Linked DNA regions of Homo sapiens: all the other regions are linked to region 3. The links are chromatin contacts, found by Hi-C or POLR2A ChIA-PET in ENCODE. All regions are on one chromosome and are shown on one strand. Each heading gives the region's core, a stretch centred on a gene start or an enhancer-like site at or near the end of the contact. The rest is flanking DNA. Distances are from core to core; before and after follow the strand shown.

Region 1 (3,555 bases), core at 800-3,299, 260 kb before region 3:
GAATTGTCTGACTGGCCCTGTGGCCTGAGTCACATTTCAGCTGAAGTCCCAGGCTGCTGCCAACACCTCCATGGCCTGGCAGTCTTCCACTGGAGTTCAAGTTACACTGCTCACCAGAGAATCACACGCATTCAGTGTGTGGACTCCATCCTCACAATCAGATGCTCAGTGTCCAAAATGCTGGGTAAGAAACATCCTGAAGAACACAAATCTGAGATACAGCCTCTTCCAGGCCTGCTCCAAGGCTCCAGACCAATGCATGAAGCACAGCCTGAGTCCACGTGCCTGAGGGAACAGACCTCCAAAGCCTACATTGGGAGCTTCCACCTGGCAAGGAAGGTGTGCTAAGGGCAGAGCTTCCGGCCTCCCTGTTATCTCAAATGTGGACCTATCACTGGGGCCCTAGTACTGGGCCCAATACTTGCCTCCACCCTTTGTCAATGCGAACATCCTTCCTCCTGGGGACAGAGATTTAGAGGTTGACTTTAGAAAAAGCCACTCTCTATAGATATTTTGAAGCAGCAAGTCCCCCCAGCTTCAAATTTTGTGCTGGCTGAGGCAGCCCAGCCTGGTTGGTGACTAGAATGGCCTGAACTGGGAGTCATGGAAACTGACTCAGAGTCATGGAAAGTTGGGGCTGAAAGGGGAAGAAGAGGTCATGCACCATCCGTCTTGCAGCTATAAAAACTAAGGTTTAGGTTGGTGAGGGGGTGTACCCGAAGGATGACTCAAAGGGTACTTCACGGGTAAAGGAACTCAGCTCAAATAAGGTGACTCAAGTCTATTTACAGCCTTGTCCAGTGTGGACTCAAGAATAGCCTGGCCTACCACCCTGAGCTGTCAGGGAGGACAGATGAGATGGACATTGTGAAAATGGGGTACTGCCAGCCTTTAAAATGCGGCGAGTGCACAAGTCACGCAGTGCTGTTATCAACTCATGATATAAGTTCCTCTTCCCTCCCCCGACTGCCTGTGTTGAGTCTCAAATTCATCCCACTGCAGGGAGGTCAGAAAAAGTTCAGAACTTCTTTCTGACCTCCCTCTTGTGGGATTTAATGAGGACATGAAGTGGTGACATTGAGGTGGGAGTTAAGGAGAATGTGCTGGGCTTGGGGCCCAGCAGATGGACATATGTTACCTGTGCCCCTGGGGATGATTCTACCTTCTAAAATGGGCCATGGAAACCTGGTTTCATGTGGTTGGGTCAATCCCCCCAGTGCTTCTGAGGTTGATGAGTTAAACGATGCAAAGGCCATGGTTGGGAGATCTCCTCTTGGGATACGACTTTGGTGAATTTACCTGGGTCTGGTCCTCATTCCTGCAAATCTAGAACCCGACCACCATCCAGACAAGAAGAGAGACTGAGACCCTACAATAACTCAAGTGATTTATTTTGGGGACACTCCTTTCCAGGAAGCTGAATGCTTGTGACCCTCATCTGTTTTTCTGATTTCAGCTGCCTGGGAGGTTGCCTGAGCAGGCAGGAGGCAGCTCATGGGCATGGACTTGAACTGATGCCTCGAATGGCCTGCCTGGCCTTTGTCTTTCTTTATGTTCCATTACCAAATATTCTGCTCCTGGAATCACAGCCTTTGTTTTTATTTATTTATTTATTTATTTATTTATTTATTATTTTAAATGTTTTATAGAGATGGGGGGTCTTGCCAGTACAGGCTGGTCTCAAATTCCTGGGCTCAAGCAAACATCCTGCCTCAGCCTCCCAAAATGCTGGGATTACACAACAATGCCCTAAAATAAGACTTTCAGGTGAAGCTTATGCATGTCTTTCCTGCTTGGTGAGTAGGGTATGATTAGAGTTGGATTTTTCCATCCCATATTCACTCTACAGAATCAATTTAGTGTTCTGCTTATCTATGGGACATTGATGTCATGTGATGGGTGATGTCATGTGATGGGTGATGTCATGTGATGGGTGATGTCATGTGATGTGTGATGTCATGTGATGGGTGATGTCATGTGATGCATGATGTCATGTGATGGGTGATGTCATGTGATGGGTGATGCCATGTGATGGGTTATGTCATGTGATGGGTGATGCCATGTGACAGGTGGTCATGTGACAAGGTGATCCTGTGATGAGTGGTCATGTGATGGGTGATGTCATGTGATGGGTGATGGGATGGGCGATGTCATGTGATGGGTGATCATGTGACAGGTGATGTCATGTGATGGGTGGTCATGTGATGGGTGATATGTAATGGGTGATGTCATGTGGGGGTGGTCATGTGATAGGTGATGTCATGTGATCGACGATCATGTGATGGGTGATGTCATGTGATGGGTGATGTCATGTGATGGGTGATCATGTGACAAGTGATCATGTGATGGGTGATGTCATATCATGGGTGATGTCATGTGACAGGTGATCATGTGACAGGTGATCATGTGATGGGTGATGTCATGTGATGGGTGATGCCATGTGACATGTGGTCATGTGACAGGTGATGTCATGTGATGGGTGATCATGTGATGAGTGATGTCATGTGATGGGTGATGTCATGTGATAGGTGATCATGTGATGAGTGATGTCATGTGACAGGGATGTCATGTGATGGGTGATCATGTGATGGGTGCTGTCATGTAATGGGTGGTCATGTGATGGGTGATGTCATGTGATGGGTGATGTGATGGGCAATCATGTGATGGGTGATGTGATGGTGATCATGTGACAGGTGATGTCATGTGATGGGTGGTCATGTGATGGGTGATATCATGTAATGGGTGATGTCATGCGGGGGTGGTCATGTGATAGGTGATGTCATGTGATGGGTGATCATGTGATGGGTGATGTCACGTGATGGGTGATATCACATGATGGGCGACATCACGTGATGGGCGATCATATGATGGGTGATGTCATGTGATGGGCAATATCACGTGATGGGCGACATCACGTGATGGGCAATCATGTGATGGGTGATGTCACATCATGGGTGATCATGTGATGGGTGATTGATGTCATATGATTCCAGGGGGAGCACCTGTTCACCAAGCAGGGGAGAGGCTGTGAGTTCTCTGCCACGCTGGTAACACAATCTCTACTGGGGCTTCCTAGTGCTGACTGCTGCAGGTGGCTCATCATAGCACACCAAGGGCCACCACAGGGACACATTACCAAAGGAAACCCCAGAAGACACAAAACATCCCCTTCTTCCTCCATAAACTTGGGAGCCAGATGTTGGGTGACATCGTTCACCATCTCTGGCTGCTCTGGCCTTGCTGGAACCCCCTGTTTTCTCTTTCTCCTCTTGCATCATGATAAATGGCCGATCATTAATGGATGAAAAGTGGTGTCTCTGACACAAAGGCTCAACGAGGCGTCTCTGTCAAAGGGTCACACTAGATTCTATATCCACACACAGGAGACCTCTGGACTGGGGACCCTGAGCAGTGCCTTGGAGAATTCTGCAGCTTCCTGCTCTCAGGCCTGTGGCCCCATCTCTCCTTGATTGATGCCCCCAAGGATGCCCTGAGGTTAGAACACTCCCTCCGTGGGTGTGTTCTTGAGGCCACCCAAAGTGGGGAGCTGTGTCT
Region 2 (3,261 bases), core at 608-3,107, 410 kb after region 3:
CCTCTTAATCTTAAACTGCACCACAGAACCATCCTGCCCCGCCACCTTCAAATTAATATGATCGTTGTTCTCAGTCTTGACTCCTTCCTGTTAAAAGAAAAATAAAAGTATAATTTGGGAAATGTGATCAACGAACACGTTTTATAAAGCAGCAGCAGCCCTAGTTGCTTCAAAAATCAACAGGTTTCTCATACTGTATGCTAAAACGGCATACTGCTGTTTTCAGCTGCTGAAATCAATGTGAAAGCGGAAAAATCCTGCAGTAACAGTATTAGATAGCTGTCAGATACGGAAAAGCCTACATGCAATACTATCAGTAGCAACAATATGTTTAAAGTTGGGTCCTATTCAGTGTATTGCAACGTTCTCTTGAAGTTAAACTTCCTAAAATGACATATATCACTCCCAAAATACTTTACCCCCCAAAAAAGTTAAAAATAGAGTCCCTTCTCTTTTCTAAGCACTTTAAGTACAACTGCAAGAAACAAAACAATAAATCTACAGCCTGCCATTCAAAACTCATTACCGTTGTCATTAAAAAGTTACCAAACTCAGTTTAATAACCTAAATCCAATCTCCATTAAAGGAAACACACAAACAAAAAAAACAATCGAAGAATATCCCGATTCCCCCCGGAACAGCGGTAATACTCAGTCAGGACCACAGTTAACGTTCTCCTCTATTAGCAGCTTCATTTTTATTTTCGGTTAAGAGCACTTATTCTCCCCTCCCCCCCTTTGTTGTCATGGGTCAAATACACAGTTTTATCCTGATTTGTTTCTTGTAGATTTCGACCCAACCTAAAGTTGTCCAAAATCGAGTGCAGAAGCAATTCTGTAGCCCTAAAACGCTCCAGAAAGTAAAGGCGCGGGAGGCGGGGGGTGCCACCAAACTAAAAGCAGCAAGTCCCGTGTGCCCCGATGATGGGTGTCCCCAAGTCCTCCCGGGAAGTCTCCGGGTGCCTCAAAAGCCGCGTTCAAAAGTTAAGCCGCACAAAGTCTCTCTGCTCGTACCTGTGCCTCCAACTTCATGAAACCACATGGTGTTCGCGGATTAGGGGTTCGTTGGCACCCAGGGAAAAGCCGCTGCCCCTCCCCCTTCGGGCCCCTGAGGCTATTAAAGTGGGAAATACTCCACGGGAATCCCCCTACCCCCAGGCCCAGGACGGCGGCCCGCGGGCATCCAGGTTCCTGCCCGTCCGCAGCCCATTGATTCGCCCCGAACCCTCGCCCCGCCGCCGCGGCCCCAGGCAGGGGTCCCCAGATGCCCGCGGTTCCTACCCGAGAGGTGAAGCCCGAGCCCAGAGGACTCCTCGCCGCCTCGGAGACTGCAACACCCGACGCGGGGTCGACAGAAGGTGGAGACCCCGCGCGCCCTAACGCCCCTCCTCACGCGCGCCGGCCGGCTGGGCCAAGAATCCCCGTTCGGGGCTGGTGGGTCCGCGGGCGTCCGCTTTCTGCCCGCCCAACTCGCGCCCGGCGCGCACTCGGAGGCCGCCGGGGGCGGGAGAGAGCGGCGGGGCCTCCTTCGGCGCGGGAGGGAGGAAGAGAGGGAGGGAGGAAAATGGCGCGGAGCGCCCGGGCCTGAGCCGCGGCCGGCCCCGTGGGGGGCCCGGGAAAGCGCTGGGAGCCAGCGGCGGGCTCTGGCCGGACCCCGGCCCGCGCCATGACCCCCACCGCGCGGCGAGGCGAAGGGGCCGGCGGCGAGCTCACCTTGGGCTTTTCGTCGGCCATGGCGAGCGCCGGAGTCTCCTCAGCTGCCGCTTCACAAAAGAGGTACCAGGTCCGCACCAAACGAGCACACAAGCAGCACCAGGAGCGGCAGAAGAAGGAGGCGGCAGCGGTGGACGAGGGGAGAGGGTGCGCGCACGTCGTGCGCTCCCTCCCCCCACCCTGCGTGCGCGAGCACGAGTAGCCGAAGCCTCCCATTGGCTGGCGCCTCGCGGGAGCGCGCAACGCTTACATAACCACCCCCACCCCCCGTCCCACGCCACCGCGTCCTGGGCCAGGCGCCCGCCCGGCCGGCGGGAAGAGGCGCGGACACGCGCACCCGGCCCGCCGCGGGGGCGCGCCTGGCTCTGGGCGGGGCTGTATTGTCCTCCTTCGTGGTGGAGCATAATCAAAATGGCTTCCAGCTGGTCCTCGGTGGGAACGATGAGGCTCGAGGCTTTAGACGTAAGCCATAGGCCAGGGAAGGCAGACTTACTAGAGGAGGAAGGGGATTCCTAAATCAAAGCCCCAGCATGAGGTTCTGGAAAAATCTCTCTCATTCAGTGGACCAGCAGCCCTCCCATGGTTACTTCCTCTCAGTCAATCTCAACCTGCTTCCCACCGGACTCTTGCCTAAAATGCAGTGTCTTCTTCTTCTTCTTCTTCTTCTTTTTTTTGAGACGGAGTCTCGCTCAGTCGCCCAGGCTGGAGTGCAGTGGCACGATCTCGGCTCACAGCAACCTCTGCCTCCCGGGTTCAAGTGATTCTCCTGCCTCAGCCTCCCGAGTAGCTGAGACTACAGGTACCCGCCACAACGCCCGGCTAATTTTTCGTAGAGACGGGGTTTCACCGTGTTAGCCAGGATGGTCTCGATCTCCTGACCTCGTGATCCGCCCGCCTCGGCCTCCCAAAGTGCTGGGATTACAGGCGTGAGCCACCGCGCCCGGCCTACAGTGTCTTCTTCTGTCCTGCTGGTAACCCTAGACTTTGACTAGCTACGGGAAAATATTCATGTATTCATTCAACGAGATCCTTACTCATCGCCTGTCTTCCAAGAGGAAACAGTATCCATAAGCGAGAACTACCCAACAATCAAGCTTCCAGCCAATTTAATCCTTTCCTCGTTGCATCCAGTTAAAACATACACATGCGTCCCTCCTGTCTGAAGAACAATCCGATGTGTGTGCACTGGATTCCATCTCGCTTCTTCCCCCGGGGCTTTATTATTTCCTTTTGTCCCTGAATTTTCTTCCTCTCCTCCGTTAGTATAGAAAAAAAAAAAAAAGCTCCCAATTCTATGAAGTTACCATCCTATCTCTCTCCATTCTTGGCCAAACAGCTCGAAAAAATGTCCCCGCCAGCTGTCTCCAACCCCTCCCCTCCCACTCACTCCTCAACCCACTGCAATCTGGTGCTGTCCCCAAAGTTCCACTAAAACTGCTCTCCACAAGGTCACCGCAGACTTCTTTGCTGAATCCAGTATGCTTCTCAGTTTGTCACTCCTCTTGAACTTTGCAGGAGGTAGGTTTTCCTCTCATCTCTAGCCTGTCCT
Region 3 (3,414 bases), core at 490-2,989:
CAGGATGGTCTCGCTCTCCTGAGCTTGTGATCCGCCTGCCTCGGTCTCCCAAAGTGCTGGGATTACAGGCGTGAGCCACTGCGCCCAGCCTTTATTTTATTTTATTTTATTTTTGAGACAAAGTCTCACTCTGTTGCCCAGGCTGGAGTACAGTGGTGTGATCTCGGCTCACCACAACCTCCACCTCCCTGGTTCAAGTGATTCTCCTGCCTCAGCCTCCCAAGTAGCTGGAATTACAGGTGCCGGGCAACAAGCCCAGCTAATTTTTTGTGTTTTTAGTAGAGATGGCGTTTTATCATGTTGGCCAGGCTGGTCTTGAACTACTGACCTCATGATCCACCCGCCTCAGCCTCCCAAAGTGCTGGGATTACAGGCGTGAGCCACCGCACCCGGCCGTTTTTTTGTTTTTGTTTGTTTTTGTTTTTTTGTTTTTTTTGTTTTTTTTTGAGACAGGTTCTTGCTCTGTCACCCAGGCTGGAGTACAGTGGTACAATCACAGCTCACAGCAGTCTTCATCTCCTGGGCTCAGGCAATCCTCCCACCTCAGCCTCCCTAGTAGCTGGGACTGCAGCTGTGCACCACCATGCCTGGCTAATTTTTGTATTTTTTTGTAGAGACAAGGTCTCGCTACGTTACCCAAGCTGGTCTCGAACTGCTGGGCTCAAGCAATCCTCCTGCCACAGCCTCCCAAAGTCCTGGAATTACAGGCGTGAGCCACGGCACCCAGCCTTTTTTCCCCCCTCATATATAATTATTTCTCACAACCAATGTTTCTTCTTAGGGGAAATAGCCCTGAGACTGGGGCTGTACCTTACACAGCTCTGGGTGCTGATACGCACCCCATGTCAAGCGGGAAAGATACCTGGGCACATGCTCCGAGGTGTAGGGTACAAGGACCACCTTCTTCCCCAGCAGCAAGGTGTTCTGATTCAACCTCATGGTAGCAGCCTGCATGCAGATGGGGAGAGCAAAGACTTCAGGACCCTGAATTTCCTCCAACTTTGGGTAGGCGCTCCAGCTTTCCTGCTGGGGCTAAGTTGACTTCCGTCATTAGTTCCGTCTAGACACTTCAAAGAATACAGACTCCAAAATTCTTGCAAGAAAGAGAACCAGGCTGGTTAAGGATAATTAAACAATCCTTGACTCCCACTCCAAGAGGCCAAGCCTGGGCTCCGTTTCTGCCGGTTCCTTCCGTCCACTCCCCAGAACTTCGATTCCTCAAACCCAAGCACCAAGTACCAAGTACCAAAGTATCCCCAGAGCTCCCATTACTTGCCCCAGTCCAGGGATTCCAACCCAGAATCAACTTTCAGCCCTGCCTTAAACCTACTTCCAACCTCTTACCCCGGCGACCACCCCACGGGGCTCTAGCCACTCCCTCCCCGCCCCCGACCACTTCAGGGCAAGGCGGGCTTAGTCTTAGGCCCTCCCCTTTGAGTGGCGTTCTAGACCACTCTCTTCGACCCTCCAACCACGCGGACCCGGGTACTGCCAAGCTCACACCCACCTACCACCGACGAAATCGTCCCCCGCAGAAAGGGTGATCTACCTCCTCCAACCAGCCACGTTCCCAGGCCCGGCCGGCTACCGCCCCTTCCGCATGCGCGTGAGAACGCGCCCCGCCCACTTCCGCCATGCTGACGGCAGCCGCCAGGCCCCAATCCCGGTCCCGCCCCCGCGAGGCGCCCAATCAGCGCGCGCGAAAAAGGTGGGCTGTGGGGCCGGCGCATGCGCGCTGCGGAAGCTGGTGCTGGACAGCTGGCGCCGGCAGCAGCGGACCGGCGGGAGACGGCGGCTTGGGAGCTGGCTGTGCTGCAGGTGTTGGGTCGGGTCGGGTCGGGACGGGCGGGAGAGGACGAGACGGGTCGGGATAGGTTGGGGCGGGGCGGGGCGGCACTAGACTCGGGACTCCTCCAGGAGGGAGAGAGAGGGAGAGGCTGGGAGTGGGGTTCTTGAGAAAAGAGGGAGCTTTGAGGGTGGGGAACCCTAAGAGAGTAGGTGGGGCCAGGGAGTGGAGGCCCCATTAAAAAAAGGAGGCCTTAGTGCCAAGAGTGGAGTTGGAAGGGCAATGTAGGAAAGCCCCCAGCTCCCTGCCCTAGGCAGAGGCGGCAGACAGTTCCTTGGGCTCCCATGTGTGGTAGTGAGCTCCTGGTTCCTGGAACTAAACGAGGATAACCACCCCAGAGCGTGGAAAGGGGGCTCTTGTGGTGGGTGAGACTTAGTGGTTTTAGAGGCCCCTTAAATCACTTGCACCCCGAGCAGCATTGAAAACATCCGTGCTGGGCACAGAGCAGTGCCCTGCACAGCAAGGGAAATGTTAGAAGAAACCGTCCAGATTTCTGTCATCCAGGGTGACCCCTCCCTCGGGGGTGAGTCTTGTGACAGATACTGAGGCCCTAAGTGTCTGTGATAAAAGAACCAGAGGTGGCAGGGGAAGTCTGCAAGCCTCCTCCCACCCCTGTCTCAGTCCATCAGATAGGTGAAGCCTGCTCTTTTGTTTTAAGGAGCTGCGGCAGCCGCCGTCCTTGCACCTAAGGAACCTCTGCTGCCAGCCCTTCCTCACTTTTGGAAATGGCGGGTGAAATTACAGAGACCGGGGAACTCTACTCTTCCTACGTGAGTGTGACTTATAGAACCTTTTGCTCACTTAAGTGTTCCTGGCTTCTAGAAAAGCACATTGCTTGCTGGAGATGGGACTAGTGAGTGCTGCTGCTTGAGCAGACCATAGTGGAAGCAGGATGGGGGAGTTCCATGGGGCAGCGACTACAGTGCTGCTGTGGTGGCTCAGAATGTAAGTCAGATTTATTCTCTTTTTAAGGTGTTTGTCAGAGTGGTCAAGCCAAACAAAATCGCCATGCTGTTTATAATGTTAATCCCGGGCTGGGCACGGTGGCTCACGCCTGTAATCCCAGCACTTTGGGAGGCTGAAGCGGGCAGATCACCTGAGGTCAGGAGTTCAAGACCAGCCTGGCCAACATGGTAAAACCCTGTCTCTACTAAAAATACAAAATTAGCCGGGCATGGTGGCACTGTAATCCCAGCTACTCGGGAGGCTGAGGCAGGAGAATCGCTTGAACCCGGGAGGCGGACGTTGCAGTGAGCTGAGATCGAGCCGTTGCACTCCAGCCTGGGCAAAAAGAGCGAAACTCTGTCTCAAAAATAAAGAAATAATGTTCATCTCCAGGCTACCACACTTGCCTGCAGTGCTGCCCTTCAGATGAACAGTGATTGACAGCTGTTGACTCTGGGTTTTGCTCATCTCAGCAGTTGGAAACCGCTTTGGTCTTTACTGAATTTTAAATTGCACAACTTTTATAGTCTTGGATGGCGTAAGAAGCAGCGAAAGCATACAGAGACTTCTAATTACAGTTTGGTGGACTCTGCAATTAGAACAATTAGAATGATTGATTCTCA

What was found. Hi-C counts contacts between places; a loop is a spot of excess contacts on that map. ChIA-PET counts read pairs that join two places held with the same protein, here RNA polymerase II (POLR2A). Pooled maps may share reads with other maps.
Region 1: a pooled map shows a loop between it and region 3 (9-fold over the local background). The contact joins the enhancer-like site here to the promoter of SLC38A12 in region 3. A Hi-C loop is called at or near these places in 7 of 50 pooled maps. POLR2A ChIA-PET finds 5 or more read pairs at or near these places in 3 of 52 experiments (OCI-LY7, Panc1 and WTC11).
Region 2: a pooled map of gastrocnemius medialis shows a loop between it and region 3 (9-fold over the local background). The contact joins the promoter of SUMO2 here to the promoter of SLC38A12 in region 3. A Hi-C loop is called at or near these places in 12 of 50 pooled maps. POLR2A ChIA-PET finds 5 or more read pairs at or near these places in 3 of 52 experiments (CD8-positive, alpha-beta memory T cell, GM12878 and OCI-LY7).

The regions. Positions count from the first base shown.
Region 1 is chr17:74,512,087-74,515,641 of GRCh38, forward strand. No RefSeq gene overlaps it. Among named protein-coding and RNA genes, the nearest start is that of CD300LB, 18 kb to the right of the region's middle. RefSeq lists an enhancer at 381-630. Within about 2 kb of position 2,050, at least 4 of the 41 ENCODE cell types and tissues checked have a DNase peak (open chromatin) inside an H3K27ac peak, as active enhancers do; they include OCI-LY7, where a contact is called at or near this core.
Region 2 is chr17:75,181,102-75,184,362 of GRCh38, forward strand. SUMO2 (small ubiquitin like modifier 2) reads right to left here and starts at 1,858. Exons shown (of 4, transcript NM_006937.4): 1 at 1,713-1,858; 2 at 1-87. The coding sequence starts at 1,733. RefSeq lists an enhancer at 1,166-1,816 and silencers at 1,398-1,797, 1,928-2,157.
Region 3 is chr17:74,774,760-74,778,173 of GRCh38, forward strand. SLC38A12 (solute carrier family 38 member 12) reads left to right here and starts at 1,740. Exons shown (of 10, transcript NM_017728.4): 1 at 1,740-1,818; 2 at 2,505-2,616. The coding sequence starts at 2,572. It overlaps NAT9 (N-acetyltransferase 9), which reads right to left and starts at 1,586. Exons shown (of 7, transcript NM_015654.5): 1 at 1,508-1,586; 2 at 863-948. The coding sequence starts at 939. RefSeq lists an enhancer at 1,268-1,387.